7 separate regions of the Mus musculus genome follow, and regions 1, 2, 3, 4, 5 and 6 are each linked to region 7. The links are chromatin loops, found by intact Hi-C in ENCODE. Cell type or tissue: heart. All regions are shown on one strand.

Evidence for each region. Peaks named below come from ENCODE experiments on the same cell type or tissue, not always from the same donor. Only the 100,000 strongest peaks of a DNase experiment are listed, where the experiment ranks them.
Region 1: a loop joins it to region 7, with 5 times the contacts of the local background. A loop is called at or near these places in 17 of 42 quality-filtered maps.
Region 2: it touches region 7 in a loop (4-fold over the local background); 8 of 42 quality-filtered maps call a loop at or near these places.
Region 3: a loop joins it to region 7, with 3.0 times the contacts of the local background. A loop is called at or near these places in 10 of 42 quality-filtered maps.
Region 4: it touches region 7 in a loop (5-fold over the local background); 9 of 42 quality-filtered maps call a loop at or near these places.
Region 5: it touches region 7 in a loop (6-fold over the local background); 21 of 42 quality-filtered maps call a loop at or near these places.
Region 6: a loop joins it to region 7, with 6 times the contacts of the local background. A loop is called at or near these places in 11 of 42 quality-filtered maps.

Annotation. Positions count from the first base shown.
Region 1 is chr19:12,792,911-12,796,910 of GRCm38, reverse strand. It overlaps Zfp91 (zinc finger protein 91), which reads left to right and starts at 788. Exons shown (of 11, transcript NM_053009.3): 1 at 788-1,927. The coding sequence starts at 1,578. Gm44505 (predicted readthrough transcript (NMD candidate), 44505) reads left to right here and starts at 788. Exons shown (of 13, transcript NR_024093.1): 1 at 788-1,927. It also overlaps a transcript of Lpxn not described here. In heart, CTCF peaks have their summits at 1,039 and 2,053 (motif pointing left); DNase peaks (open chromatin) are centred at 170, 680, 1,270 and 2,100; H3K4me3 peaks cover 3,865 bases; H3K27ac peaks cover 2,599 bases.
Region 2 is chr19:12,571,233-12,575,232 of GRCm38, reverse strand. Fam111a (family with sequence similarity 111, member A) reads right to left here and starts at 1,708. Exons shown (of 4, transcript NM_026640.2): 1 at 1,653-1,708. In heart, no CTCF peak of the experiment used is centred here; DNase peaks (open chromatin) are centred at 882 and 1,862; H3K4me3 peaks cover 1,860 bases; H3K27ac peaks cover 1,402 bases.
Region 3 is chr19:12,590,287-12,594,286 of GRCm38, reverse strand. The region is part of intron 1 of A330040F15Rik (RIKEN cDNA A330040F15 gene); the gene reads left to right. Among named protein-coding and RNA genes, the nearest start is that of A330040F15Rik, 4.3 kb to the left of the region's middle. In heart, a CTCF peak has its summit at 2,155; a DNase peak (open chromatin) is centred at 2,136.
Region 4 is chr19:11,817,868-11,821,867 of GRCm38, reverse strand. It overlaps Stx3 (syntaxin 3), which reads left to right and starts at 2,465. Exons shown (of 11, transcript NM_152220.2): 1 at 2,465-3,176. The coding sequence starts at 3,147. Gm41810 (a long non-coding RNA gene) reads right to left here. Exons shown (of 2, transcript XR_003952942.1): 1 at 3,528-4,000; 2 at 1-3,215. In heart, a CTCF peak has its summit at 1,822 (motif pointing right); DNase peaks (open chromatin) are centred at 1,837, 3,047 and 3,477; H3K4me3 peaks cover 2,604 bases; H3K27ac peaks cover 1,295 bases.
Region 5 is chr19:11,768,127-11,772,126 of GRCm38, reverse strand. Mrpl16 (mitochondrial ribosomal protein L16) reads right to left here and starts at 1,712. Exons shown (of 4, transcript NM_025606.3): 1 at 1,603-1,712; 2 at 1,260-1,325. The coding sequence starts at 1,657. In heart, a CTCF peak has its summit at 3,774 (motif pointing right); a DNase peak (open chromatin) is centred at 1,766; H3K4me3 peaks cover 1,508 bases; H3K27ac peaks cover 954 bases.
Region 6 is chr19:11,910,045-11,914,044 of GRCm38, reverse strand. Patl1 (protein associated with topoisomerase II homolog 1 (yeast)) reads right to left here and starts at 1,646. Exons shown (of 19, transcript NM_172635.3): 1 at 1,468-1,646. The coding sequence starts at 1,482. Gm31092 (a long non-coding RNA gene) reads left to right here and starts at 1,638. Exons shown (of 2, transcript XR_386559.3): 1 at 1,638-1,949. In heart, no CTCF peak of the experiment used is centred here; DNase peaks (open chromatin) are centred at 1,174 and 1,744; H3K4me3 peaks cover 2,903 bases; H3K27ac peaks cover 2,076 bases.
Region 7 is chr19:12,010,193-12,014,192 of GRCm38, reverse strand. n-TLtaa4 (a tRNA gene) reads left to right here and starts at 3,025; the gene lies at 3,025-3,107. It overlaps n-TRtct1 (a tRNA gene), which reads left to right and starts at 2,520; the gene lies at 2,520-2,605. It overlaps n-TVtac1 (a tRNA gene), which reads right to left and starts at 2,262; the gene lies at 2,190-2,262. n-TVtac2 (a tRNA gene) reads right to left here and starts at 1,927; the gene lies at 1,855-1,927. It also overlaps Gm31151. In heart, a CTCF peak has its summit at 1,687 (motif pointing right); DNase peaks (open chromatin) are centred at 752, 1,782, 2,332, 3,612 and 1 weaker place; H3K4me3 peaks cover 3,559 bases; H3K27ac peaks cover 3,292 bases.

The DNA.
Region 1 (4,000 bases), 780 kb before region 7:
TACCACCAGTTGCGGTTTGAACGATTGGAAAGCCCCCTTTCCCCATCAGGAAGGTACTTAGCTGTAAACGCTAGTCAGAGCTGCTATTATGACTGTGTTTCCTGTGCCGCAGAAACATCTACAGACCGCAAAGGCATTCAGCCTCGGGGTGGAGAACGTGAGCGACAGCTAACTTATCCACAAAAAAATCAGTGAGTCACGCTAACCGGCTCTCCAGCTCCAGCACCACAGCCAACGGCAATTCCGTGGCGCCCCATCCCTACCAGGAAACAACTTTACACTTCGTCCTACACGTTTTATTAAAATTAAGTTGACAGACGCAGAACGAGTCCCTAACCTCCTGGGCTTCACAAGTGAGAGGCTCAACACAAGATGGAGGAATAAAAAGGAGCGTAGCTAACAGGTCGCAGAGGAGGCGTCAAATGACCAGACCGAAGTAAGTAAAGACTATGACGAGGGCACTTCGGAGCACTTACACAAAAAAAGATTAAAAGAAGTAGGATTCTCTCCCAGGGACCCCTAGCCTGTAATTGGCTCAATATTTTTGCCAGTTGTACGCAGGCGTCGCGACCTAACCCGGAAGCAATGCCTCGCTAAAACGTAATCTCAGACCTCAGATAGACGCTCCCAGCCTTCCCTCTGCCTCTAGTTTCCCATGATTTCTCTGGAAGCGCAGAGTAAATAGGACTACGTCTCCCAGAGTGCCCTCGGCGAAGTTGGCCCTGCGCGTGCGCCTCACGACTATCCCGCGCTGTCCCCTCGGCCCCGCCTCTATCCTATCGCCGCCATTTTTTCAGAGACTTTCATCCGGCAACGGACAGGGCCTTTTTTTTCTTAAAGGAGAAGCTGCAACTCAAATAATTTACCACTTCTCCCCTCGAGAGCTGGCGGCGCTGGGGACAGAAAGGCCAGAGCAGGAAGGTGGGGGTCTGGGTGGAGGCGGGATAACGTCCAGGCTACTTCTTAGGCTAGTAAGAACCCTTGAGGGGACAGCGGCGCCTCCGGGAGGCAGGTGCGCGCGCAGCCGGCAGGGGGGTGCGCGCGCGGCTGAGAACGGTGCGTTTTGTCCTCGCCTCCGCCCTCGCCAGCCCTGCCCCTCCCACCGCCCCTAGCTTGAGCCGAACTCCAAAGTGGGGGGGGAGAAAGGTCACTTTGGGATTGTCGCGAGACGCAGCCGTTTAACGGTGAGAACGGGCGCGCGGGCAAGGAAACCTCGCGCTCTCCCTCGGAGCCGTTTCCTGATTGGTTGGAGGAAGGGGTGGGGGAGGGCACCGAGTGCGCTGCTGCGTGTGAGACCGCGAGGGGCCGGGCCAGGGGGGCCGATCCTCCCCTCCGATTGGCCCGCTGCGTGTCCGTCCGGGTGCGCGCGTGCGCGCCGCCGGCGGTCGCTGGCTTGAGTGGCAGGGGGCGGGTGGGGGGGGGCGCCCTCGGAACGGGCGGAGGGGCGGGGGGGAGAGAGGCGCTCCGGAGTGAGGGAGCCGGACGCTCCGGGAGCCGAGGGGGGCGGGGGGAGCTGCGCCGCGGGCGCCGCCGCCTCCACCGCCTGGGACGCAGGGGTGGGGGACGGACGAGCCCCGATGCCGGGGGAGACGGAGGAGCCGCGATCCCCGGAGCAGCAGGACCAGGAAGGGGGCCCAGCAGCGGCGGCCGACGCGGCTTCGGAGGAGCTCCGGCCCGGCGCGGCGGCGGCGCCGGCGGCGCCTGCAGAGACCGCGAGCAGCCGCGTGCTGAGGGGAGGTCGGGACCGCGGCCGGACCGCTGCGGCCGCCGCCGCCGCCGCTGCCGCTGTGTCCCGCCGGAGAAAGGCCGAGTATCCCCGCCGGCGGAGGAGCAGCCCCAGCAACAGGCCTCCCGACGGCCCAGGGCATCAGCCCGCGGCCGCGAAGCCCCCGTCTCCTGCTCAGGGCAAGAAGAGTCCGCGACTCCAGTGAGTAACAGTCTTTGAAGCGTTGGGGAAGACCCCCCTCTAGTTCTCTCTCCCCTCCCGGCTCCCGTAGCGCCCGCTCCACGTGACACCCTGCTTGCTCTGCCCCCTGCCGGCTCGGCACGCCAGATGTCACGCCGCTGGCGGCCGGGCTCCGGCTGCTTCACTGCCTGTGGCCGCCAGCCCACGCCCGAAGTCGCCCAGTGCAGGCTGCACGCCCTCTGCCTCCCGCCTGCTCGGTCCTCACTCTGGCTTCTGCACCCCCTTTGTCAGCCTATCGCTTCCAGTGTTACATCACATCCCCGTTAGGAAATCAGCCGCACCATACTAGCCCTGAAGAGTGTTTTTACCTGTTCTTAACTTAGCATTCGAGCCACTTAGAAAGTAGCCTTCCTCGCCCTTCTAAATAGTCTGGTCGTCAGAGGAAAACACCGTTGTGCAAATTACAAGTATTTTCTACAACTAAACTAGATGTGTAGTTCTTTTTACTAGTATATAAACTTTTTCTTTATGCGGATATTTTAACGTAGGTACTTATTCTTAAAATTACATTGATCTGAATTACTACTTTGAACTAATTAGAGGCCCTTAACAGATGGCCAGGAGCAAAAATATTTTAAATTGCTCATTAGAGTAATGCTTAAGAATAATTAAGTACATGAGTTTATAAGTTACACGTTTTAATCAGATTAGTTATTCACTGTTTAAGAGTATTATGTCACTTGATTTACAAGTAAGAAAAAGACAGAAAATCAAAGAACAGGAATTTCGGTTTCAGATAACCTTCAACCTTCCAGTAGAGACAGTGCAAGGGCTTGGCTTACCTTAGACCTAGAAAATTTTTAAAGCTTAAAAACAAGCTTGCTCCAGAATTAAATCTATGACTTAGAACAGTTGCATGAGACACTTCAGGAATAAAATCCAAGTGTATCATATTTTGCTACAAGTGTTTTCCCGGGTTTTGAATGTGACTTAAGGAAGTTAACTTCTTTAAGAAAACTTGGGAACTATAGTTCTGTGGAGAGTAAAACTGTCCTTACAAATTTTTAAGCTGAATTGAAAGTTGTAACTGCTGTATGTACATTTTTACAAAAATCTTAATGTATTTAATCTCACAAACTTGAAAATATGTAAACCATTAATCTTAATTGGGCATAAATTCCTTAGGCAAAATCTTTTAACCTATGTGTCCTCTGTACACAGTTATATGGGGAATTACCTCTATGGCCTGAGTTTGTGTGTGTTAAATAAACCACACAATGTCTTACACACTAAAATAATAAATTCAACTTGTTATTTTGAGGAGTGATAGCCTAACAGAGGCAGGAGTACTTTATAGTGGTGTTTTTGTATATATTTTGTAGTGTTGTGGTTTTATATTACCTTACATAAACCTGCCACTTGAGAGTTAAGTACATCTGAATCAAGTGAAATTATACCTAGAATAGTGTTTAACTTTTCCCTACATCGTAGGAAGTGCTAATGGACCTTGAGTCTTATAATGCAATGGTAGAAACAGTTGATTTTGGATGAATATGATTACTTGGATTAGTCTTTTGATCACTGTTTTTCTTGTGAAGAGGAAGAAGCAGTCTTAATGTTCCTTTTCGTCTAGTACTATAGTTATGGTGATCTCTACCTCCGTTTGCTTTCAGACTTATCCCTTGCTCATGTATTTACAATTATACCATTTTATCAGATTCTTAAAAATTAACTTTCATTGTTTTTCTTGCACATTTCACTTATTCAGTGGCCCACAAATCAGAGAGATGTCAACACATACATTCCAGCTTTGCAGTCGTTGTTTGAAAAGTAACTAGGGCTAGTACTGTTACTCCTCTAGGGTGTAGAAGGCTGAATTAGATCTGGCCTTGTCTTCAAGGACCTTGAAGGAAACATTGATTAGTACTCATTTGGTTTGCAGATGTTCTTTGACAACACATTTTTTAAATTCATATTCTATTTATCCTTTGAGACATGCAGTTTTGAGTGTCAGTTTACTGAACTCTGACCTTGATTAATCTCTTCCAAATAAAATGACATTTAAAAGGGAGATGAGAAATTTAATGCATTATT
Region 2 (4,000 bases), 560 kb before region 7:
AGTACTTGAGGAACTGGTCTGGACTAGCTGATCTTGGTGGGCAGAAATTTCTGTTCAACCAGAAAAACAATGTGAGGTTCCCTGTCTGTTGATGGTTCATATTGTAAAATATAAAAGCTAACAGAAAGAAATATGAATTTGGCAGTTCACAGGCACATGCTTAAACAATTCTGAATCATTCCATATCTACCCCCACACAAACGATTTTCGGTATTCATGCTGGGTCATATTTTATTAGAATGTGGAGGAGGATCAGGTTAAAATGTCCACAGCCAGCCTGAGTTAAATGAGACTTTGTCTCAAAAAAAAATGGTGGAAATATCCTCTAATACAGAATTATTTGCTATATGATAGGTATTTGGAAGTTCATTGTATGATCCCCTCCTTCGTTTGTTTGTTTGTTTGTTTGTTTGTTTGTTTGTTTTTCGAGACAGGGTTTCTCTGTATAGCTCTGGGGATCCTGAAACTCACTTTGTAGACCAGGCTGGCCTCAAACTCAAAAATCTGCCTGCCTCTGCCTCCCCAGTGCTGGGATGAAAGGTGTGCGCCACCATGCCCGGCATATGATCCCCTCCTGCCTCCACTCCTCCTTGCTTTTTCAGTTAGAATGATGTGAATACAAATTCCTCCGAGTATACCACATTATAATTTGAGAAGACAAAGTACTTACATGTACTATCTTTCTTTAGTAGAGCAATAAACCAATATGGCCTGTACCAAGTCCCATCCTCGGTCTCCCTAACAGTTTCCTGGAATTGCTTTCTCCATCTTCTTCCCCTTTCTCTTGCCCCCTTTTTCTTTCCCCTGGCCTTTCTCACTCTCCCTATTTCTGAATAACGCCCTGCCCCACCAAGCCCCTTTAAGCCTCTTTCTGGCTTCTGAGCCACATCCGTCCCTCCCTATTGCCTAATAACTTCCTCTCCAGCCCCTTGTCTCCCTCCCCCACCTTCACTTCCCCCTCTCTTAAAGGCGCTTATTTTCTGGCTAGCCATGTGCACATTCTTGCCTACTTACTTTTCTCTCAGAAAGGCTTTCCAGAGGCAAAGACCAGAGCTGATCTAAGCCTGCCTCTTCCTACACTACCACATCATCAATACCAGCACGCTGAGGCTAGAATGCTGAAAACAACCCTGGGCTCCCTGGGTCCTTCAGATGGGTTAGCCCTTCTGCCTCTGTCCCAAGGGCTTTCCAGCGCTAGAAGTTCCCCCATGCCACCAGTGTGCCTGAGATTTCACCCACTCTTCATTTCAGAGTAGCACAGTTTGTTTATGGACCTGCCACCTTCCCTGGCTCACAGCTAGGACCAGCTACACTTGAACCCAACATCTAGCATTAAGTCTGCTTTTGGGAGGAAACCGTCACAGTGCCCTTAAAGAACACTAAAGATGACTGGTATTTTCTAGTCCTCAGCAGAACATACTGGGTTATGTTGATGGAAACAGCAGACAAATCAGGTTAATGTAGTAACCACCTATTCGAATATGGATAGCTTCCACTCCACCTGCTAGGCAAGCCTGAGAAAGAAATCAGTATTTGTCACTTGTGTATTTTTATTCCAAGATGAAATAGACTTGCTAAATATATTGGTGAATATTTGCTGCACACCACATTCTGACATGAAGAAATTAATCTTAAAGTGGCTTTTTACTTACTGGATCTTTCCACTCTATGGCAGCTTCGCTCCAGCCGCTGGAATCCCGGGTCTTTTAGAAAAAACAGAACCAGACTGTCATTTGACGTCTTTGTTCAGAGGGTGGAGAGACTGCGGATTGGTCCTTTCTCTGAACAGCAACCAGCTGTGCTTCAGTCCATTGGCTGCATTCAGAGCGCGGGACTGGACCAGAGCAAGCGCAGTGTGCATCCGCCCTGGTCTCTAAGGGCCGCCTAGTCAAGGAAGCCCGCCAATCGAGTGGGTGTGGTCCTCTACTCTCCAGGGATCTCCTTTTAGAGCCTAGTCAAATGAGGTATGCTAACTGGACTCAGTGGGAAGCTGAGGAGCCAGGACTAGATCTGGGTTCCCTCCTGGTTTCAGGCAGGTCCAGGGATTTTCTTCCAAATAGCAAGAGAGACCAGGGCAGCAGGTTAGTGACATGCTTTCTGGCTGCAGGCAGGAAGAGAATGAGCTAGGAGGAGGAAGGCTGGAGGACTCAGGGCCTTTCTAGGGGGTAACATCCCCACAGCAGACCAGCTTCAGTACTTGAACAAATCAGAAAGAAGCTGCAAATCCTTGTCAAAGACTCATTTTTCAAAAATGTATTAAATTTATTATTTGTGTGTAATATGTGTATGTGTGTGTATGCCACATGTCACAACTTTCAGGAATTCAGGCTCTTTCCTACCATGTGAGTCTAGTGGATCAAACTCAGTCAGACTTGGCAGCAGATGCTGAGTCATCTCGATGACCTAATAAATTGATTTTTTTCCAGATGTGCATCATTGGGAGTAAATATTTTCTACTCATAAAGAGAGTGTCCACTCCAGAAATATGAGCTGTGATTAAAAAGGAGGAAGAGGAGGGAGGGAGCCAGGCAGGGAGTGGGAAGAGATTACTGGGAGACACAACTGTTATGGGGCAAGAAGGAGGATGCTTAGGGCATGGCTAAAGAACTAGGGCAGTGGAAAGTCCCAGGAATCTATAAGGGTGACCCCAGCAATGGGGGATACAGAGCCTGAACCAGTAATCTTCTATAACTGGACAAGATTTCCAATGAACAGTTTGGGACACTAACCCAGCCACAAAGCATTCTACCTACAAATTGTCCTGCCTACAAGATAGTCTGGGGAAAAGTGGTGCAGAAATTGTGGAGGTGGCCAGGGATGACTGGTCCATCTTGAGACCCATATCATGTGAGGAAGCCAACCCCTGACACTACTAAAGATATTCATTCATACTTGCAGACAGACGCCTAACATAATCATTAGCAGAAAGGCTTTACCCAGCAATGAATGGAAACACAGATGCAGAAACCCACAGCCAAACATTAGGAAGAGCTTGGGCAATCCTGCAGAAGAAAGGGAGGAAGATGGTAGGAGTCAGAGGGGTCAAGCATACCACAAGAAAACCCACAGAATCAACTAACCTGTTTCCATAGCAGCTCACAGAGACTGAGCAGATTACAACTATTGCTACCACCTTGGAGAACCCAAACATCTCTGAAAACCTAAAACATATATCTAGCTATATGCTCTTTTCCACATCTACCACACCCCAGAGTTTGTAGTTCACATAGATTCTAGAATGGTTTTTAACAATGTAAGTCAGTTTACATCATTACTCAGTCCCACAGTCTCCCTCTAGACTAGATTTTACACATTTGTGACAAAACTCAAGACTTCCTGTGGCCTACCAGATGATTTTCACATGCATGTGCTAGCACAGCTGTGGCGTGGTTCTTTCTAGGGTATATTTTATGTTCAGAAGAAGTGAGATGATTTTAAAAACATTGTCTGCTAAGAAGGGAATTTGTACAATATTCACTCCTGGATAGTTTCTTCATGATATTATGTAACTCATACAGAGAGTCAAATGGGAGCCATCTGAAGACTGTTTACGTTTTAAACACACCCACCTTCCTTATTTCAATAGCAATTAGACTGCCTATACCAGATTGCTTCTTGGGTCCATTTGCTTGGAAAATCTTTTTCTAGCCCTTTACTATGAAGTAATGTCTGTCTTTGATGTCAGAGTATATTTACTTATTATATGCAGCAGAATGATGGATCTTGTTTTCACGTCCATTTTGCTAGCTTGTGTCTTTTTATTGGGAAATTGAGTCCATTGATATTGAGAGATATTAATGACCAAATGATTTGTAATTCCTGTTATTTTTAAATTGATCGTGGTAGTGTGAGATATTCAGAGCCTAATACTCTTAGGCTCTGTCATGGCAAATGATTGTGTCCTCTGAAACTAAAATGTTTTTTATTATATCAAAACTGCAGATAAATGCCATGCATTTGAGGTGCAATGTCAAAACATTTTCTTTTTTTTTTCTTGTGT
Region 3 (4,000 bases), 580 kb before region 7:
TACAATTTAAATTAATTATTATGTGGAAAATGATCCCTCCCTCCCTCCCTCCCTCCCTCCCTCCCTCCCTCCCTCCCTCCCTCCCTCCCTCCTTGCCTTTTCTTTCTGTTGGGACTTTGGGGACTTCTTGCTCCAGTGTGATTTATGAAAAAGTTTCATCTGAATTTCTTTGGTACCTTTGTCAAATACACCTGCAAATATTCCGTGAACCTATCCATTTTCAAAATCTCTCTATTCAATTCTATTTATATATGTGTTCGTCCCCTATCAGTAGTATATACTGTTGATTCACAAACTGTAATAATAAGCTAAGTTGGAATATTATAAGTAGGACACACTCAGAGTAAAAAACATTGTTTTAAATGTCAGATTCCAATTGCTAATTGCTGGTAAATAAGAATTTTTTGTTATTATCTGTTCACTCTACAGTTGCTTCAATTTTCACTCTGGTCTCAATATACATAGATCCCTCCACAACGTGCATGTTGGTAAGATGTTACCTAAGGCTCAGTGGAGTAAGATTACCAGGCTGAGCTGTCATGATTGACATTAGTACTTCATTAAAGATCAAGCCTCTTTGTCCTTCCACCTTCTGTCATCAAAAGATGCAACAAATGGCACTATCTTGGAAGCAGTGAGGTTTACCAGAGACATAAGTCCTTAGATCTTGGATTTCCCAGTCTCCACAGATACAGTAACAAATTTCTACTATTCAAAAATAACCCAGACCAGGGCTAGAGAGATGACAGCTCACAATTGTTTGTAACTCCAGTCCCAATGCATCTGACAACTTCCTCCTGGCTCCATGGCATCAGACACACATGTACTGCACAGACATACATGCAGGCAAAACATCCATACACATAAAAACAAAGAAAGAAAGAAAGAAAGAAAGAAAGAAAGAAAGAAAGAAAGAAAGAAAGAAACAAAGAAACAAAGAAACAAAGAAACAAAGAAACAAAGAAGGAAGGAAAGAAAAGTACCTCAGCCTCATGTACATTGTTAGAACATCAACAGTGAACTAAATCATTTATCCATCCGGCCCAGCAACTTTTTGTGGCTATTGTTCATTATTTAGGAATTTTTTAAGATACATAGACAAACGTATTCTGTAAAGAGCCTTTCTCTTCCCTTTTAATACATGTGTTATGTATTTCTTGTATTACATCAGCTAGGACTTCTAGTATTGAATTGGAGTGGTGACAGTAAACATCATAGCCTCATGTTTGATCTTGGCAGGAAAGCATTTAGGTCTCCTATCATTACATATCATAATAGATGTAGGGTTTTTAAAGTTCTTTATCATACTGAGAAATTAAGCTCTATTCCTAGTTTGCTGAGAGTGCTTGTGAATTATTGTTTAATTTTGCTGAATGCTTTTCTGTATCCAGTGATATGATATGATATTTTTGTTTTTTTTATCTCAGTTGCATCTCTCTGGCGCTGTCCATTCTCCTCATCCTTCTCTAGCATGTCTCGCAGTGTTGGCATCTTCTATGCTGCCATGACCAAAACCTCCCTTCCTTGGCTGTCTTAGACCATCTGCCATGCTTTCCTCAAGTGGATAAAACTTTCAATGAGCCATCAAATATGGCCAAAAGAGTAACAGGAAAGGCTTAGATACATCATTTAAATGTTAACCACATTCCTGTCCTCCTTCACTGACCCAAAAATCTATCAGGTGGCATACATCCTTCTTCCTGATAAGGTATGGAAGATTTGAGAATGTGCCTTTACCATCTCTGGATAAAGATCCTCAAATAAGTCTGGTGTTCATATATCCTGATTATCCTTGGTTTTGATCTATTTCCATAAGGTGTGTGTGTGTGTGTGTGTGTGTGTGTGTGTGTGTGTGTGTGTGCCAGGACCCCTGTTGTGAATTCAGAGTGAAAAACTTGTAAATTGCCTTCAGCAAGGCTCTTATGTTTTGTTGGTTGGTTGGTTGGTTTTTGGTTAAATCAATAACACTAAGACTATGCAGGCTAAAATCTTGGTTAAACTATATATTTAAATGGCATACTTTCATTGTTATGAAATATCAGTTGAGTCATTGCCCAAAAAGGATGCCAATAGAAGAAAGCCTCCTTGTGACCTGTCTGTTTTGACACAGGATCCTGGCTGCCATTGGGAGGGAATGTACCTCACAGCTCCATCCAATAGGTGGCAATGTTGTGTTAGGAAATGGTCTCTAAGCAGGCCTGCAGACTTGAGTCTCTCACCACAGCTGGGCTTTTCCACCTCCTTAGCACACTTTTATTTTGCTAGCCTACATGCAGGCCCAGAGGGCAATCGACATGTCCAAGTGGAGCAGATGTCAAACAAGAGGTCCTCTTCTGCATCAAGTATTGAGTCCATCCAAATGATCCTATTCTTTGGGTTCCCTTTATCTTCCTTCCCCATCAAAAGTATCACCTAACCTACATCAGTTTGATTCTATTGTTTCCTTCCCACTAACAGAATCAAAATGAAAATCAGGGGCTTTTACCCCATACACCTGCTTAGAAGCCCAGGAAATCAAAGACTCTGGTACAGGCCAGCTAGAGTAGAGAAGTGCAGCTGTGGGGAGATAGAGAAGGGAAACTTGATTGTCAGCACCTTTTCACGCCAGCATCCATTTCTCTCCACGTAACTCTCAATGCTACAGAATACCCAGGTCCAGGTGTTGGCCTCATGCACCGTGCTTCCTCCCATTGGTTCTGTCAGACTGACCAGGCTTTGATGTTCGTATTTTTTCCTCCTTGTTGGAAAGTGAGGGATACTGTGACTTCGTTGAATGAGTCAAAATAATACTGTTGAGCCCCTTTCTGAATTCCTCCCAACATGGGTATACAATTTTGCATGGCCCCCAGAGCCCCCCTGGAATAGAAACCTCTCAGAGGTATGTTTTATCTCCCTCCCCCAAAAGCAGCTGAGGAGGAGGTAGACAAAGAGTGGGTTCAGAGTTAGAAAAAAGAAATCACCTACATGATTCTATCTTTGGTGTTGGATAACTGGTTTGTATTAAACTGAATGGATTTCTAATGATTTGGTTAACGCAAAGCTATGTACCACAGAAGTCCTTTATTGCTGACATGATTAATATCCACACTAGTAAGTCATGTATCTGGTAGCTATAGCTACATCCCTTTTCTGCAGGGCCATGGGACTTGCTTACCCAATGTAACAGCCCATCCTTTTTTCTCCTTTGCTGAGAATAACTTGAGTAATACTGAAGAGCCATTGGGATCGCTAGCTCATAGTCAGACGTATTAACATGTGTGTCAGTGGGGACTTTTAATCCTCTTCCTTTGCCCACTGCATGTGTTTCTTGGTTGACAGAATTTGATTCCACAAATCAGGGAATCCTCTCAGGTTCTGGAATGTACAGAGCAGAATATGTAATAGAAAAGATAGTTATTGATTACATGTTGACAAGCTAGAGAGTTGGTTCCAGGGTTATGAGCATTTCTTCCAGAGGATCTGGAGTTCAATTCCCAGACCAGCCATGGCAGCTCACAACCCTCCAATTATAGCTCCAAATTCCAGAGGAGCTCATGCCTTCTTCTGGATTCCTAGGCATTAGGCATATACCTAGTGTATAGGCATACACAGAGACAAAAACACCTATACATATAAAATAAATAAATAAATCTAAGAAAAGTCATAGATTGAGAGCTGAGAAGGTAGAGCATGCCTCTCAGTAGAGAAGAGTATAGCAGACAAGTCAGTCCTATGGGCAAACGACAGGACACATTGTAAGAATTTGACTTGGGATGTTTACAGATTAATTTTAAGGAGCGAATATGGAATTTGGTAGGAAGCACAGCTTAGATTAAGCATTGCCGCAACCAGGATTGTCAATTAGGCAGGCCTATTTTCTTTAAGGAAATGAATGCCTAGTCACTTGGAATGCTGGAGTGAAACTGGTCAAACAACTTGGTGCCCTAGGCTATTCTTTTAGGAGCAGCAGCCACCTGAATTTCCCCCAAGTCTTGAGAACCAATTAGGCCCCAGTCATGGG
Region 4 (4,000 bases), 190 kb after region 7:
AATTTGGTGGAGTGCATTTCCTCAGTGTCTGTTGTTATGTCCCCCTTTTCATGTCAAATTTTGTTTATTTGAATACTCTCTGCCTTTTTTTTTAAATTTGGATAAGAGTTTATCAATCTTATTGATTTTTTTTCAAAGAACCAACTTTTGTTTCATTGATTCTCTGTATTGTATTGTATTTGTTTCAGCCCCGAGTTCGATTATTTATTAACATGTACCCCCTTTGGGTGTAATTTCTTTTCTTTTCTTTTTTCTTTCTTTCTCTTTCTTTCTCTCTTTTTTTGTTCTAGAGTTTTTAGATGTGCTGCTACGTAATTAGTTTGAGATGTCTCCAATTTCTTTTAAGTATATGTACTTAGTGCTATGTGTTGGGTAGATTCCCTCAATTCTAAGAATAGAATGAATATTCTAAGGGTGGTGGAATTCAAGACATCCAATTTTAGAAACACCTTAGGTTTGTCCCTCCTCCCCGCCCCCTGCCATTCATTGTTTTTTGAGACAATGTCTTTCACTGGCCTGGCGCTCACAGCTAGGTAGATCTGGCTGGTAAATCTCAGGGATCCACTGTTTCTACTTTCCCAGTTCTGGAATTACCAGTATGTGCCACTGTGTTTGATTATTATTATTATTATCATTATTATTATTATTATTATTATTATAAGTTCTGGGAATTGAACTCCGGTCCTCATATTTGTGGAGGAAGCACTTTACTGACTGAGCTATCTCTTAAGCTCTGACTTATGTTTTTTTTTTTTTTTTTAAGTGTCTGGATTAAGGCAAGAAGTAATAGGGAAGAAAACTTGTTCTGTATAATAACTTTTTAACAGAGCTGGTACCATTCAGTCATGGAAGGTACTACCTTGGGAGTATACAGAAAAACTGAGCAAATTAAAATGACCAGTGACCACTAACAAAAAGCTGTTCCATGCTATGTATCCTATGGTGGCCTTATCTAATGCACCTTTCTGATTCTATAATAGTCTGTGACTTTCATTGTATCACAGCTATTGTCCAGCTATGTAAATTAGATATCGGTAGTAAGCAGAGTGCTTCTATTCATGGAGATTATAAGGACTTAGTGTACAGGAGAAGCACGGTTTCTTCTCCCATCCCCAGAGCTAGTTTTGCATCAAGTAACCTATTCATGCCAGCCTTCCTGCTGTTTGTCTGTGGATCTGAATGAGTTTAACCTCTTACTGGTTGCTTCACTAATAAGCTAAAACATTAAAATATATTCATTTTATATTTGCATGAGAGTCACAATTTTTTCCCTGTTGAAATCAATTATATCCTTTAAAATAATTTGCTGGGACTTAAAAAAATTTTTTTTTTACTTGTATGAATGTTTTTGCCTGCATTATGTCTGTATACCACATGTGTGTAACCTCTGCAGAGCCCAGAAGAGGGCGTTGCATCCCCTGGAACTGTGTGTCACCATGTGGATGCTGGGAATTGAACCCAGGTCCTCCAGTCAGTGTTCTTTACTGCAGGGCCGTTTTTTGCAGCCTAAAATCAATCGCGTCTTAACTGGAATCCTTTGTTCTTGCTTCAAAATGAATCCATCCTCCTTCCTCACTTCTGTCCAGATTTCAGACGTCCACACTTCGAGAGTTTTTCACTGTAACCCCTCTTACTGGAGAGGTTGAAACAGGAGAATGGCAAGTTCAAAGCTTGCCTGGGCAATTCAGGGAGATTCTGTCTGAAAGGAGAAAACCTAAGGGCTGATGCTAGAGAATGAGCTCGGTGGCGGAAGGTTTTCCAAGTGTTTGCTGGGCTGGGGTGGGGGTGTTCAAGCCCTAGCTGTAGGGTTACGACCACCAGGGGGCGTGGAAACTTTCGCAGTCCTCGCTGGGCCAGCGTCAGGACAGGAGCCGGAGGTCAGATAGAGGATTAGAGTTGATTACCGCATAGTTGGCTCTAACAGCTCAAGCCCTGCCTTACTTGACTACCTTTATGGCAGCGGAGGAAGTCAGTAGGAGCGTGCACATCGCAGAGGGTAAAGTCCGGTTATAATTAGAAAGTATCTATGGCCTTTAAGATTGAACACAAAGTCGAGGATACTTCTCGAACTTGAGACCAAGTCTTCACTAGCGCCAATTGTTGACCACTACTCTGGTCGATACGCCATTTGTTATCCCCAAATCAAATACGGAGGGGAAGGGAATAGGGGCACCGTTGAAGAGGAAGGGCAGTGAGAAGAACCACACTTTTCTAAAAATTCTTCAAATCCCAGGGCTCTTGACAGCAAGGAGGAGAGAGGTGGGCTTAAGTTTTCCAAATCAAACAAACGTCTTTATCCTACAACTCTGCCCGGTAGTTAAAAGTCAGTTGCTTCTTTTCTCGTACAGGCTAAGCAGAAAATTGCTAAGCAGCCTCTGATTTATATAGCTATGGAAACGGACTCTCCTAGATTCCCTCAAGTTATTCAAATTGTTAGTAAAAGGTGACTGGACCGCCTACACGACTTCGAGAGGCCCCACAACCACTAGCATCATAATCCCCAAATTCCTCGCCGCAGCCCGATCCAGGGCATCTCATCTGCAGTTACGCCCTACGGGAACAAGTCTCTGAGCCCGAACCGCACAGATTTTATACCCAACAGGTCCCTTCTTTAAGGCGGAATATCTCTTGAGCATCATCGGAACGTTTTCCCTCATCAAAGGGAGCAGGAACCAGCTTGTCTTCAACCTGAGGAGTCCGCAGAGGGCCGAACAATAAGAACAGTGCGGAAAATACGGAATCGAAGCCAGACAGACCACCCCCGCCTTTTTTTTTTTTTTTTTTTGTTTCTGCCTTTCGAGGGGCATGGGAAGGTGTGCCCGGAATGCTTCCGGCGCTGGAGCGCGCTGGCCCTTTAAGCAGGAGCTCGGGGAGCGGCCCAGGTATGGGGCGGGCCCAGGGGCGGGCGAGCCCTGAGCCGGCGCGGTCTCGTAGCCGGATTTGGAGCGCGGCGCCGGCGGGGGCCGGAGGGGGCGGCGCGGCGGACCTCGGTGGCCTCGGACGCTCCTCCTCGAGAGCGGCCGCCGCCCGCCTCCGCCCGCTCTAGCAGCTCTCTCGCCCCGGCCGGCAGCCGCCGCCGCTCCAGGCCGCTCACTTGGGACGCGCTCACCTGAGACAAGGCGCCCGCCGCCCTCACCTGGGCCAGGATGAAGGACCGGCTGGAGCAGCTGAAGGCCGTGAGTCCGCGGCGCTTGGGGGATCAGGCGGGCCCCGGGCTGCGGGGATCGGTCATCAGGATAAGTGGCGTGGGAGAGGGGCTTCTCCTAGTTCCCCTAACCCAGGCCGCAGGGGTGCTCTGCGCGCTAGGCCTCCCTCCGCCCAAGCCCCCGCCTCATCCCGCGGAGCTTTGCACCCTCCCCTCCCCTGCAGGGTCATGTGCTCGGTGATTCATCACCTAGCTGCGATTTCCCTGGACGCCCGTAACCCTCTTACCCCTTCTCCCCCAAAGCTGGACAGGGTTCCTCCAGAGCTGGACCCACTCGGGGACTTGAAATCAGCGGGGCTAATGGAGAAGTCAGGGGGCTCACCTCACCAGCTGTCTTCTGCCGCCTGGCACTGTGCCCCAAACCGGCCTCCTCTCCTTTCTATTTCCCTCCCGGAGCACCGGGCAGGGCTACTCCATCCCCGGAGTAGTTGAGAGTTCCGGGTGACTTCCGGAGCGGTGAGCCTGTTAGGTGCTGAGATGGCACCCCTCTTCCCATTCAGTGGTCTGTAATTATTTTGTCTTGTACCCCCGGAGACAGCTGTGGTCGTCTGCCGCACAAAAGCTGAAAAGCTTAGGTCACTTACTCTTTTGAGCCTATTTCCTTGTCGGTCAAGGGAGAATCTTCCTTCCTTATAGGTCTGTTATGAAGGTTGAATGACATAATGGGATTGATATAGGGAAGTGCTGAAGCATCAATTTTTGGAGGTATAGATTCATTTAGTAAGTTACTGAGCACATTCTATGGAGCAGGGCGAGTGTGAAACTTTAGGAACCCACCCGGTGATACAGGCTGCC
Region 5 (4,000 bases), 240 kb after region 7:
TCTGGGTTGGAGCCTTAGGGCCCACGTGGTAGAAGGAGAGAACTGACTCCCAAAAGTAGTCACAGACCTCCAGATATATGCCTTGACACATACGCACCCACACAAGTGCATGCATACAAAATAAATAAAAGGCAATTAAAAATAAAAAGAATTGAAAACAGGAGCATACATAATTTTCAGCTAGGCCAAGAAACATAATTGGGCAAGTGGTATTCTAATCTCTACTTTAAAGAAGAGGAACTTCAGTTAAAACATCAAAGCCAGAAGCATGCTCTTAAAAACCAAAACCAAAAACAAAACAAAACTCACTGCTCCTCTAGATTGCAAAAATACCATTAAAACAAAACAAACAAACGAAAAAAAAAAAAACCTTCTGTTGTATTTTTCTTGGTAAACTTACAAAGTAGGATTTTTCTTGTCACTATCCTCTATATGACATCCTGGGGAAAACAACTGTGACTCAAAAAAAAAATTAAATATGAGAAAGAATGGCTCCATGATAGAATAAACAAAACAGGAAGCCTCAAAGGGCCATCAGATCATTAATGGAATAATAAAGTTGCTGTTCCAAGTTACAAAAACTACTCTCCCTTCACTGACTTCTATGGGCAGCTACTGTGAGACCTGGTAATACGTTCTTACATCTGCAAGTTAGTATGCACTTCTAAGCACACACAGCACCTTATTTATCAAAAATGTTAGGAGTGTTTTGTCTGCATGTATTAATGTGCAGAAGAGGATGTAGGAACCCCTGAAGCTGGAGTCCCAGATGGTTATGAACAATCTTGTGGGTTCTGAGAATTGAACCTGGGTTCTCTGCAAGAGCAACAAGTGTTATTAACTGCTGAGCCATTGCTCCAGCCCACACAGTAGTTTAACAGTTATGTGCCGAAGACCCTCAGATGTCTAGGCCATTTGCAGTTTTGGAGATTTTAGTACATTAAAAAGTTAGATGTACAGGACTGCAGAGCACCTGGCTACTATTGCTAAGTGTCTGCATATCTGTACTATTATTTAGAAGATAAAAAAATCTGATATATGCCCAGTTAGTGCTGACTGGGTAGATCATGGGCCACACATCAGTGGTAGGATGCCTGGGAACTAGCCCAATAGTTATCTGCTTTGCAACATCGAGGGACTTCGCTGCAGTTTGCCTTCCTTACATATATCTGTTGAATCACTCAACGGAGGGAGGAAGCACAAACACACCTTCGATGCCTTTTCTCAGAGAAAAATAAGTGGAAATGACAGGTACTCACTTTCAAAAGTTGGAACTGGGAGGAGCGTCTTCAGACCAGCACTGGTGGGAAGGGCTGCCCAAGAATCTACAATGACAAATCAAACCATTACTGTTACACTCTGATCACTCCTGACAGAGGTGTCTAGAAGCACGGGGGTACGAGTTCCACTAAATGGGCTTCCAAGGAAGCAACTAGGCTCACGGAGCACCGTCTCCCGCACATGACCAGGACCCAGGCCTCCGCATAGTGGAGGTGGAAGAAGTAAGGAAAGCGCAGGACCTATCGCAGTAAGCATAGACTTTGGAATGTGGGGAGGAAGATCGGGGAAATGCCTTTTTAAAAGATGAAACAGGTTTCTGACCTGAAAAGTGCATCCGCAGGAGCGGCGCGGGGACGCGCGTCAACAGCCTCCACATGGCCACGCGTGTGCTGCCGGGTCAGGTTTCTCTCAACTACAACAGTGGCTTTTCCCAGTTCAGAGCTTTGCCGGCCCGCGGACACAAGACAGGAAGTGACGTCATCCTGTCCCACCTTTTATAGAGTCCTGACGGAAGTAGAGGAAACTTCCAGCACCTGGTTCTGGAGCAGGTTATCTGCGGGTTAAAGGTCCCACAGGCCAAGCCACGCCCGAGGTGTTTCAAGTTTCCGCGAGGGTCTTCTCAGTTTTTTTCTGTTTAGTGACAGCTCTGGGTTTTCTCCTTGGTGTAGAAAGCTGCGAAAGCCCGAGGTTTTGTAAGAAGTTGTTCCCTTAACTTTCCGTACATTTATGTCTCTTCTCTAGGGACATAGAAAGATGCTATTGATTTGTCATTGGCTTATTTACTGTGCGCTTGCTGAGTTTGGTCTTGACAAATCTATCAAAAGAGCTGTAGCTGGAGTTTTCAAGGTAAAAGCACTGGCTTGGGCATTCCCAACCGGCTGGGTTCGATCACCTGTCCTTTTACTTTTATAATTAAAAAAAAAAAAGATTTATTTATTTATTATATATAAGTACACTGTAGCTGTCCTCAGACACACCAGAAGAGGGCATCAGATCTCATTACAGATGGTTGTGAGCTACCATGTGGTTTCTGGGATTTGAACTCAAAACCTCTGGAAGAGCAGTCAGTGCTCTTAACCGCTGAGCCATCTCTGCAGTCCCACCTGTCCTTAATATGCTAATTAAAAGAAAGTAACCTCGAAAAGCCATTAATTTAAGGTAGCTTCATTTGAAATAATAAATGATGGACTCCAATGACCATTCAAGATCATTTTCATGGCCCTGATATGAGCTTTAAGCTATTTATTTATTTATTTATTTATTTGAGACAAAATCTCTATGTAGTTCTGGCTGTTCTAGAACTCACTATGTAGATAGGCTGGCCTCGAACTCACAGAGATCTGTCTGCCTCAGCCTACACAGTGTGGGATTAAAGGCATGTACCACCACACCTGGCACCTTTAAGTTTAACTAGTGGACAAACTGGGGCATCGAGTGGGGAGTCCGCTAAAAAGTATGCATAATTAAGCAGTCCTGGTCTAGGCTGATCATTGCTTCAGTTTTGGTTTGGTATGGTGGTCATCTCAAGCTGGCATAGATTAACAGGATTAATTTGTTTCTATAAATGATCAGTTTGGTTTCAAGATTTAGCCTTGTCTTCACAGAAGAGGGGTAATGTTCTGTCTTCAAAGTTTTTCCTTTAAGAAATCCAAGAGAAGGAGCTGGAGGGATGGCTGGGTCGTTAAGGGGATTGGCTGCTCTAGTGAATGGACCACACCATAATTTAATAAGGAAGGGAAATGAAATAATGTATAATTATCCTTTTGGAAATGTTGGACATATAATTTTTCCTGAGGCTGGAGCTTTGTAGTGATTAGAACAAGAGGATTTGTATCTAAGCTTTTAGGAGACAGATGAAATTAGCAAATGAGACTGATGTCTGTTGTGTTTAAATCATGTTAAATCTGTGTGCTCTTAAGAATTAATTTCACAAGCAGTAAGTACAGCCTTCAATGCTTGTGGATAAGATATACTGGGGAAATTGCTTACAAATCTATTCACCTGTGCAATACATCTGCTTCCCAAGTATTAAGAGACTCTACAAATCCACCCCAGGACACAATTTAACTTGTTTATTGATATTCCTCCTTCTGCGCTGGCAAAAGGCCACATTTTGAAAGACCTGAGAGTGGTCAGAACTCCAAGTCCCCTCTTTTTAAAAGAGATGTAATCCATTCCACGACAGGTGCCACCCATGCCAGGAAGGTCAACAAAGGTGTGATAAGAGGCAAGCATCTTGGTTGGGAGGAGTGTAAAAATGAAGAAATGAAGAACCTCCTCCTTCCTGTCTTATCTTCACTATTATCTCTCTACTTAAAATAGCACTGAGCCGAGGGACAGTTTCCACTAAGGTTAATTCAGTGTTGTATTATGTAGTATTGGGCATTTAGATTTTGAAATTATGTTCTTTGTAACTATAAGGGACAATTTAAAAAGATATTTGCATATAAACAAGACATTTACATCTATGTGCAGGTGCCCACACTGGCCAGAAGAGGGAGCTGTAGTTGCTGCGCAGATGCTTGTAAACTGCCCGTACAGGTCCTCTGAAAGAACAGCTCTTAACAGTTGATTCATCTCTCTAGTCACTAGCAGTTGCCATTCTTAAGTGGGAGAGTAATGAAGAAACACAATAGCAGCAAGAAATAGCAAAATATCAGCCCAACCCTTTCTAGATAAAGGTAGTGAACAAAAGCTGGGTGAAATAGTTGATTAAAGT
Region 6 (4,000 bases), 100 kb after region 7:
GTTAAAAAACAATCACAACTTCTTTCTACACTTACAAAGTTGTCTATGTGATAATGCTAGGTCCCCTGGAACTGTAGTTACAAGCTGTGAGCTGCCATGTGGGTGCTGGGAACTGAACCAGGGGTTTGTGGAAGAGCAGCCATCTCTCCAGCTCCCAGACACCTCTATGTCTCAGACTCTGTACTAGGTATTATACCTCTGTGCCTTAAACTGTAATTCTGAGCCAAACACAACTTTGAAAGAAATCTGTGTGAGGATTAAACACAGCAAAGATTTTAGAAAGCTGAACAAAAACTAGAATCCCCATCACATCTTGGGTATGCTCTAATTTATTTTGTTTTAGTTACTATTTCTCTAGGTACAGTCTGGCTTAGAACTCCTGATTCTCTTGCCGCAGTCTCCAGGGAGTAAAAATCACTAGACAAGCTTGGTATATCCTAATTTCAATCACTTATCCCAATACAGATTTATTCAGTTTACTAAGTTTTCTTTGCTTCTGGCAACTTCTATTCACAGTATCTCATCATCTCTCCTCATGTTTACAAAAAGTGAGTTGAGTCACAAGTGTAAGCTCAAGCTTTCTACTGTTTCCAATGTTTAAAGATTCCAAATTGGAATTCCACACTCTAGGGGAACAGCTTGTGATATAACTTACCTGGGAACTTTTAGGGGCCGTTTCTACCCAATCTTCCTCCCCCTAAAGAGCCAGCCCTGCAACTGCCTCCACACCAGAAGCAACTTCTAGCAACTCTCTATGAAATGGCAATCATCTACTGGACCAAATCAGGATGACTCGGTAAGGATTTCCCTAGCTCAGTCCTTAAACTACAAATCCGGAGTCTGTTTGGCCCCAAGAGTAGGAGTTGCTCAAGGTCACACAGCAGTAAGAGACGGTCAGCAAACAGCTCCGTTCTCCAAACAACGTCGCCAAACCCACACTTTTTCTCCCTTCTCCTAGAAGGAACTTCTGCGGGACACGCCCCCCTCCCCACTCCCAGCCTTCTTTCCAAGCCGACTGAAGTCTCAGCCCGAGGACCAGTCCCTGCCCCTCCACCTGACGGCAGCCCGCGTGCACAGGGCTGTGTGTAATCCGGGTGAAGGGGTTCCGGGGGCAGGGCGGGAAACGCTTCCGTGGGCATTCCCCGGGGATTCTGCCTCAGGAAAAACCACCGGGTAGGAGCCATGCAGGTCTCCAAGGCAGCTCCGCGAGCAGAGGCGCAAGCCAAGGGTCAGGTTACCGCACTTAACGGGCTCTCCCCGCCGCAAACCAGCGGCCGGCTCTCGCCAGTCCCGCCCCTCCGCGGTGCGCTGCGGGCCGCACCCGAGCCTCGCGGCCGAAGCGGGGTTCCCAGCCGCCCGCGCCCTGCCCCCTCCTCAGCCGCACAAGACCCGCGCGACGGGCGAGCAGAGGAAAAAAAAAGGGGCGCGCGGGCGAGGGAGGGGTCACTTCCGGTCGCAGCCACTCACCTCGTAGCGGAACATTCTTGGGGAGGGGGGAAGGGAGCGGGGAGGGGAGTGGGGGGAGGGAGGGAAAAGAAGCGCCGACTCCCCGGGCTGCTCCGCGCGCGCGGGTCTCCCACCGGCTCGCGACCCCTGGCCGCCGCCGTACGCCGGAGCGTGCGTGGGGACGTGCGCAGGCGCGCCTCGGGCTGGGCGGGCGCCCCGGCGGCGGCAGCTGCGCGGGGACAGATTTGGCGTTTGGCTTCCTAGTGTGAGCGGCGGGAAAGAGATCCCTAGGCGAGACACTGCGCACGCGCGGGCCGTCGGAGAGGGATGACCCAGAGAGCCCCGGCTTGCGGCTCCTCCTCCGTTTTCCTAACTGCACAGTTGCGCAGTGCTTTTGAGTCACGAGGTTCCCGTCACTGATTGGGCGGAGAAAAGCCTTGTGAATGTCACAGGATGCGACCCCCGAAGCGTCTCAGCAGAGAACATCGGGGATTTATTCTTGGGTGATTTCATTTAACGTCCAGTGTCCTCCTCGGGGTGCCTTGACTTGGTCTGTGAGGGGGGACTAGTATGGCAAGTCAGTATTCTTGGAAAGGGACAGGTCGCTGGCTGAATCAGTCGGGAGGCCAAGGCTGTGATTGATAGAGGCCAAAGTGTTGACAGCGTTTGGTTTTAGGAAAAAGACGAAGGCACATTTAACAAGGATTATCTAAGGTGATATTTTTAGATGCCAGGCCCTTCACCCCGTTGGAAAGCGGGAGAGCCCTAACGGGCCGCGCAGCCTTGGGGCTGGGGTCACCGCAGCAAGGTCGGTGAGCTTGGGCGCTGTGGACAGCCATTTCCGCTGAGGATGAAGCCCAGCGGAGTTTGTTCAGCTTCCGCCTCAGCACCCTGGTTCTAGAAGTCTGCTGCTTTGGTGCTTTATTGCCTGTAGCGAGACCGTTTGAGAGGGTGTCTTATTTTTTATTTTATTTTTGAGCCAGGGTTTCTCTGTGTAGCCTTGGCTGTCTTGTTATTCACTCTGTAGACTAGGCTGTCCTCGCAGAGATCCGCCTGCCTCTGCCTCACGAGTGTCACTCAGGCGGTTGTCTCACCTGGGAATGAATGGTGAACTTTAATTCCTTAACACGTTACTGTTAGCGTGACTGGATTAATCAACTAGTTTACTATAAGCATTGGATTTGAAAATAGAAGTTCTGGATTGGGAAACGTGTTTTTTCACTGCTGCGTGAAACTGGGCATGTCTTTCTAAACATCTGACCCTTCAGGTTTTCTTTCGTAAAATGGGTAAAATTATATCTACCTCACTAAGTAGTAATCGAATAGTTACATTCTCTGCTCTCTAGATAAGGAACCTGGAGGTTAGAGAGAAGTAGATAGCCTTAAGCTGCCCACCGGAAACTGTTGCAAAGTTGGCAGCTAAGATATCTGAATCCCCAAATCTGATCACTTAAGAGCAAATAGAATTGACTCTTGAAGAGAAGGCAAGGTAAGCTAATAAGTAATTTTCAAGAGTTATGAAACAAACTTTCATTTGTGAGGTAACAGGTTTTCACAATTACCCAAGTACTGAGAGGCTATGTAGACCAAGAGCTAGCAAACTCTGGACATAACTTCTTTTTTTAAGCCTGCCACCCCTCATTTACAAAACGTCTTTTGTTGGCTTGCTACTATTAGTTTTGTGCTGTGACCAAAATATCTGAGTAGACAGTTTAAATGGGGAAATGTTAATTTGGATTCAGGTTTCTGAGGGTGCAATTTGTGCTTGGTGCTAGCAAGTTTTGGAGTGGGAGTGTGTGGCAAGGGCCATTTGTTTCTTGTAGAAGAAGAAAAAACCTGAGCTATAGAAGAGGTTTAAGATTCAGTTTCCCACAGGGTCCCCAGTGAAGGTGCTAGAGAAAGAGCCTAAGGAGATGAAAGGGTTTGCAGCTCCATAGGAGGAACAACAATATGAACAACAGTATGAACTAACCAGTATCCCCAGAGCTCCCAGGGACTAAATCACCAACCACAGAGCACACATGGTGGGATTCGTGGCTCTAGCTGCATATGTAGCAGAGGATGGCCTAGCCGCTCATCAATGAGAGGAGAGGCCCTTGGTCCTGTGAAGGCTCTAAGCCCCAGTATAGGGGAATTCCAGGGCCAGGAAGCAGGGTGGGTTGGTGACCAGGGGGAGGTGGGGAGGGACTAGGGAGTTTTCCGAGGGAAATCAGGAAAGGGGACACCATTTGAAATGTAAATAAAGTAAATATCTAATTAAAAAAAAAAAGATTAAGCTTCCAAGGGGCACACACCAGCTGCCACTTCCTCTGACCTTCCAGGACTTCCCAGGAATGGCATCACAATTCCAAACCCTCATAGTTTGAATCACTCATTATAATCACGACACTCTCTTCATTAGATTACAGTGCTCATGATCTAATTTTCTCTGACAAAATCTTCAGACACACCCTCAAGTATGTGGACTACTCATCTTAGTAGTTGCTTTATCCACTCAGGATGACACGAGTCGCCATCACGTGCTATAAAAGGTCTGCGAGGTTATAAAGGAGAC
Region 7 (4,000 bases):
ATTGGTTAGGAATTATGCTGGCCTAGTAAAATGGTATCGTTAGATTCCCCTCTAAAATCTAAGATCTTACTAGTCTCAGGTAGGAAAAATCTGATGGGGTTCTAGCCCTAGACAGAAAAACTACAGGCTGCTTATGACTACTGAGAAAAAGAGAAAGAGGCTCCCTGTATTTGCTTATCCAGTGACAAAGCAGTCACTCCCAAAATGGTATACAAACAACAGCAAACATACTCAGTGTTGTATTTATATATATATATATATGCGTAAATCTGTGTGTGTGTGTGTGTGTGTGTGTGAGAGAGAGAGAGAGAGAGAGAGAGAGAGAGAGAGAGAGAGAGAGAGAGAGATTTCATGAAAAGGAAAGAAAAAGTGTAAGTATAAAGAAGAAAGAGAATCCAAAGAAATGAGCCCACCGCACCTATATCTGACATATTTGGCAGTTAGCAGTTTCCAAAAAAATGTCTACAAGGGAAAACAGACCAAAATAGTCCTCAAACTGTGTCAAGTGTGCCTGCCAGAGTATTAGCAAAGATGTTAAGTCTGCTGACTCGGTGGAGAGTCAGTTCACCAAACCCTCCTGAGAATCATACAAGAGGTTATCCCCCACGTTTGCAGAGAGGAAAACAGGGACAGGACACATAGGTAACTCCCTCAAGGGTCACACCCAGACTCTAGCTAGGAACTCTGCCCCGGCCATACACTCAGAGAAGCTGACCAGCCAAGTGCTGAGATACGTGGCTGGTTGTGATTCATCTGTCCACCCACCCCAAGGGTTCAGGGACCTTCTCTGAAGAGGAAGCAGGAAGAACACATGATGTAGGCTTCTGCACGTGACAGTCACTGCGCACTCACTCACGAACGCTGCAGTTTTACCAAAGTAGGCGATTGCCTGCGTGAACTGCACTAAGACCCTCCCCACCCCAATCCCAGCACGGAGACCCTCCCCACCCCAGCCCCGCCACGGAGACCCTCCCCACCCCAGCCCCGCCACGGAGACCCTCCCCACCCCAGCCCCGCCACGGAGACCCTCCCCACCCCAGCCCCGCCACGGAGACCCTCCCCACCCCAATCCCACCACGGAGACCCTCCCCACCCCAGGGAGAACAGGCTTTGCAAACACGTTTCCCAACTTTGTTATTTGTCTTCTGATATTCAGTGCCAATACAGAAATTGAAAGTTTTTACGCCGTTAAATTCGCCATCCTTTTAGTTATCATTTACCGGCTTTTAAATTTTCTGCTTGGAAAAATCTGTTCTTATTTTGAAATTACGCTCTAAAAATTGTGCTGTTTGTTCCTGATGACCACGTAACAAAACACTTCTAATGTTTAAATCTTCGGTCCATGTGAAATTTCTGCTACTAAGTGCACCGTAAGGGGACGCACTTGTGAAGAACAATAATGAGATACTTCTAGGAGTCACAAAAGAAACTTCTGACTATTAAAAATGAAAGGGAGGATTTTTAATCTCTTCCCTTGCGCCTGACAATAATTTCTCAATATGTACTTGTATATCAATAAGATCAATATGAGGCTTGTAATTAATCAGCACTGATAGTAGCAACTTTTTAATTATTTTAAAGCAGAGATTGTAGGCGTGCTTCATCAGGCAATGGAAGCAACTTTTAAAAGTGGCCCAAGGCGAATCAGACACCCAAGACCTACTATTTGAAAGCCACGCAGGCACCAGGAGACACAATCCCCTCACCGGCACATCCCAGAAGAGGCCACAAGGGGGCAGTCACACCGGCAGCGGACCGGCAATAGCTCGCGCACAAAATCCAAATTCTCCGGGGAGGGGAGGGGGGGGGGGGAATTACACTGAAATAGCTTTAATAACGAAAGAAAAGTTACACTGGTTCCACTGGGGCTCGAACCCAGGACCTTCTGCGTGTAAAGCAGACGTGATAACCGCTACACTATGGAACCACGTGCCACAATGGTCTTCTCAGATTGGATAATGAAAATAGAAAACTTTGATTAAAAACTAGTCTGGTAACAACGAAAAGTTTGTAATCTGCCCTTAAAGAAGTATTTCAAAATAAACACAGATTTTTCTAAACGCCGAAAACAAACGGGTGCTTTCAAAAGGAGACTTCAAAGTACCGTTTAGATGCGTCAGAAACAAAATTAGATAACCTAGACAGGCTACAGCAATAACTACCTGAAAAAAATTAACTAGCACACCACGTGGTTCCACTGGGGCTCGAACCCAGGACCTTCTGCGTGTAAAGCAGACGTGATAACCGCTACACTATGGAACCGGGCGGAGGAGTCGCATGCCATATCAACTAACTACATGTAGAACTGTGGTGACGCTGGGACTTGGAATCAAGATGTTTTTGTACCTTGCGCAGAGAACTTCCAACAGGACCTGGGGTTTCTAGTGGCGCCGCTCCGCTCGCTCCCGGCTGCTCGCTTCCGGCTGCACACTCCACGGTTAATGGAGGAAGAGAGAGCTCGTCCCCCCGAGTCGACGCTCCTGCTCTGATGTAGACAGTACGGAGACAGAAACACACCTGGCTCTGTGGCGCAATGGATAGCGCATTGGACTTCTAGACAAATGGAGGCATTCAAAGGTTGTGGGTTCGAGTCCCACCAGAGTCGCTTTTATTTTAATAAGAGAGTTATAACGCAAGAACAAAAGACCGGAGTTAGGAAGAAGGAAAAGTGTACCGAAGTCCATGAGTATTAAAACATCCTGCCTGACATGCCCATTAAAATAAAAAAGGAAAGTTATCGCCGTCGTTTCAAGTGTCCGTCACCATAGAAGAATCAGTAATCTTGGTACTACCACCAGCGAGCTTTCTCAGTCACTTTCCAGCGTCAATCACATTGCTATTGTATGCGGAAATGAAGTAATGAGCGAGGTATAATCAGGGTTACGAACCTCCCTCCCCTGTGACTTTGTTTTTCATTGTTTTGTTTTATATGAGTAAAAAATATTATTTTACGGTTCTTTGAAAACTTTTAAATCTTGCAGTATTGCTCCAGTTGCTGGTAAATAAAATCTAGCTCTTTCAGGTACCAGAATGGCCGAGTGGTTAAGGCGTTGGACTTAAGATCCAATGGATTTATATCCGCGTGGGTTCGAACCCCACTTCTGGTAAATGTGTTTTTCCTTTTATATTCTCCTAGCACCTATGACGTTAGGACCCAAACAAAGAGCCGAGGACACGAGGTAGAGAAAAACACGACACAACAGCTTTACGTTCCAGACCCAGCCACATGCCGAGTGTCTTTCTGAAAGCTAGAAAACTGGCGTGCGGCGAGTTTAAAAATTAAAATGTATAAGGAAAATATTTTAAAAGGAAAAAATAAAAAACAGGGTCTTTAACTGTAAGGTGTGACAGAAGAGAGAAACTGCAGAAAAATAAACAGGACGCTCAATCATCTGAAGGTGTTTTAGATAGGCTGCGGTGAGCACAAAGACAGGGCAGACTGAATATCCCCCCCAACCCTTCAGCGGCTAACCAAACATCTCTGCGGGCCATCTGTTAGGATCAATCCAGACTTGGGCAAACCACGGGGCATTCGAAAGTAGGATGGGGAGCGGCTAAACGGAATGCAGCTCGGGTTGCGTCTCTACAGGTAGCAAGAGTGGCCTCGTTGCCCTGGAGCCTGACACTCTGGTCTGCGCTGGGGACAGCCGGCACGGATCTGCCCGCTCTGCTTCACCCTGCGCGGACTCCACATCCTTTGTGAATCACACTCTCTCCCACTGGGCGTGGCGGTCAGTCCAGAGGTTCGAAGGGCAACACGCATGAGGCTCCTGATTCCTCTGAAACTGACCGCCTGGCCAGGCAGCCCCTCTCCAGGAGTCACGGTGTTAGCATTCTCAATTGAACTCGACAGCAGATGTTTAGGGTCCCATAAGTTCTTTGTAAGAAGTGCCTAACTCGTTTGCGGTTATCTAATACCTGCGATCGTCCCTCAGAGCGCGACTGGGGGCTAGGGAAGGCGGTCGGTTCGACCCTACACAGGACCAAGCCTCACAAGCTT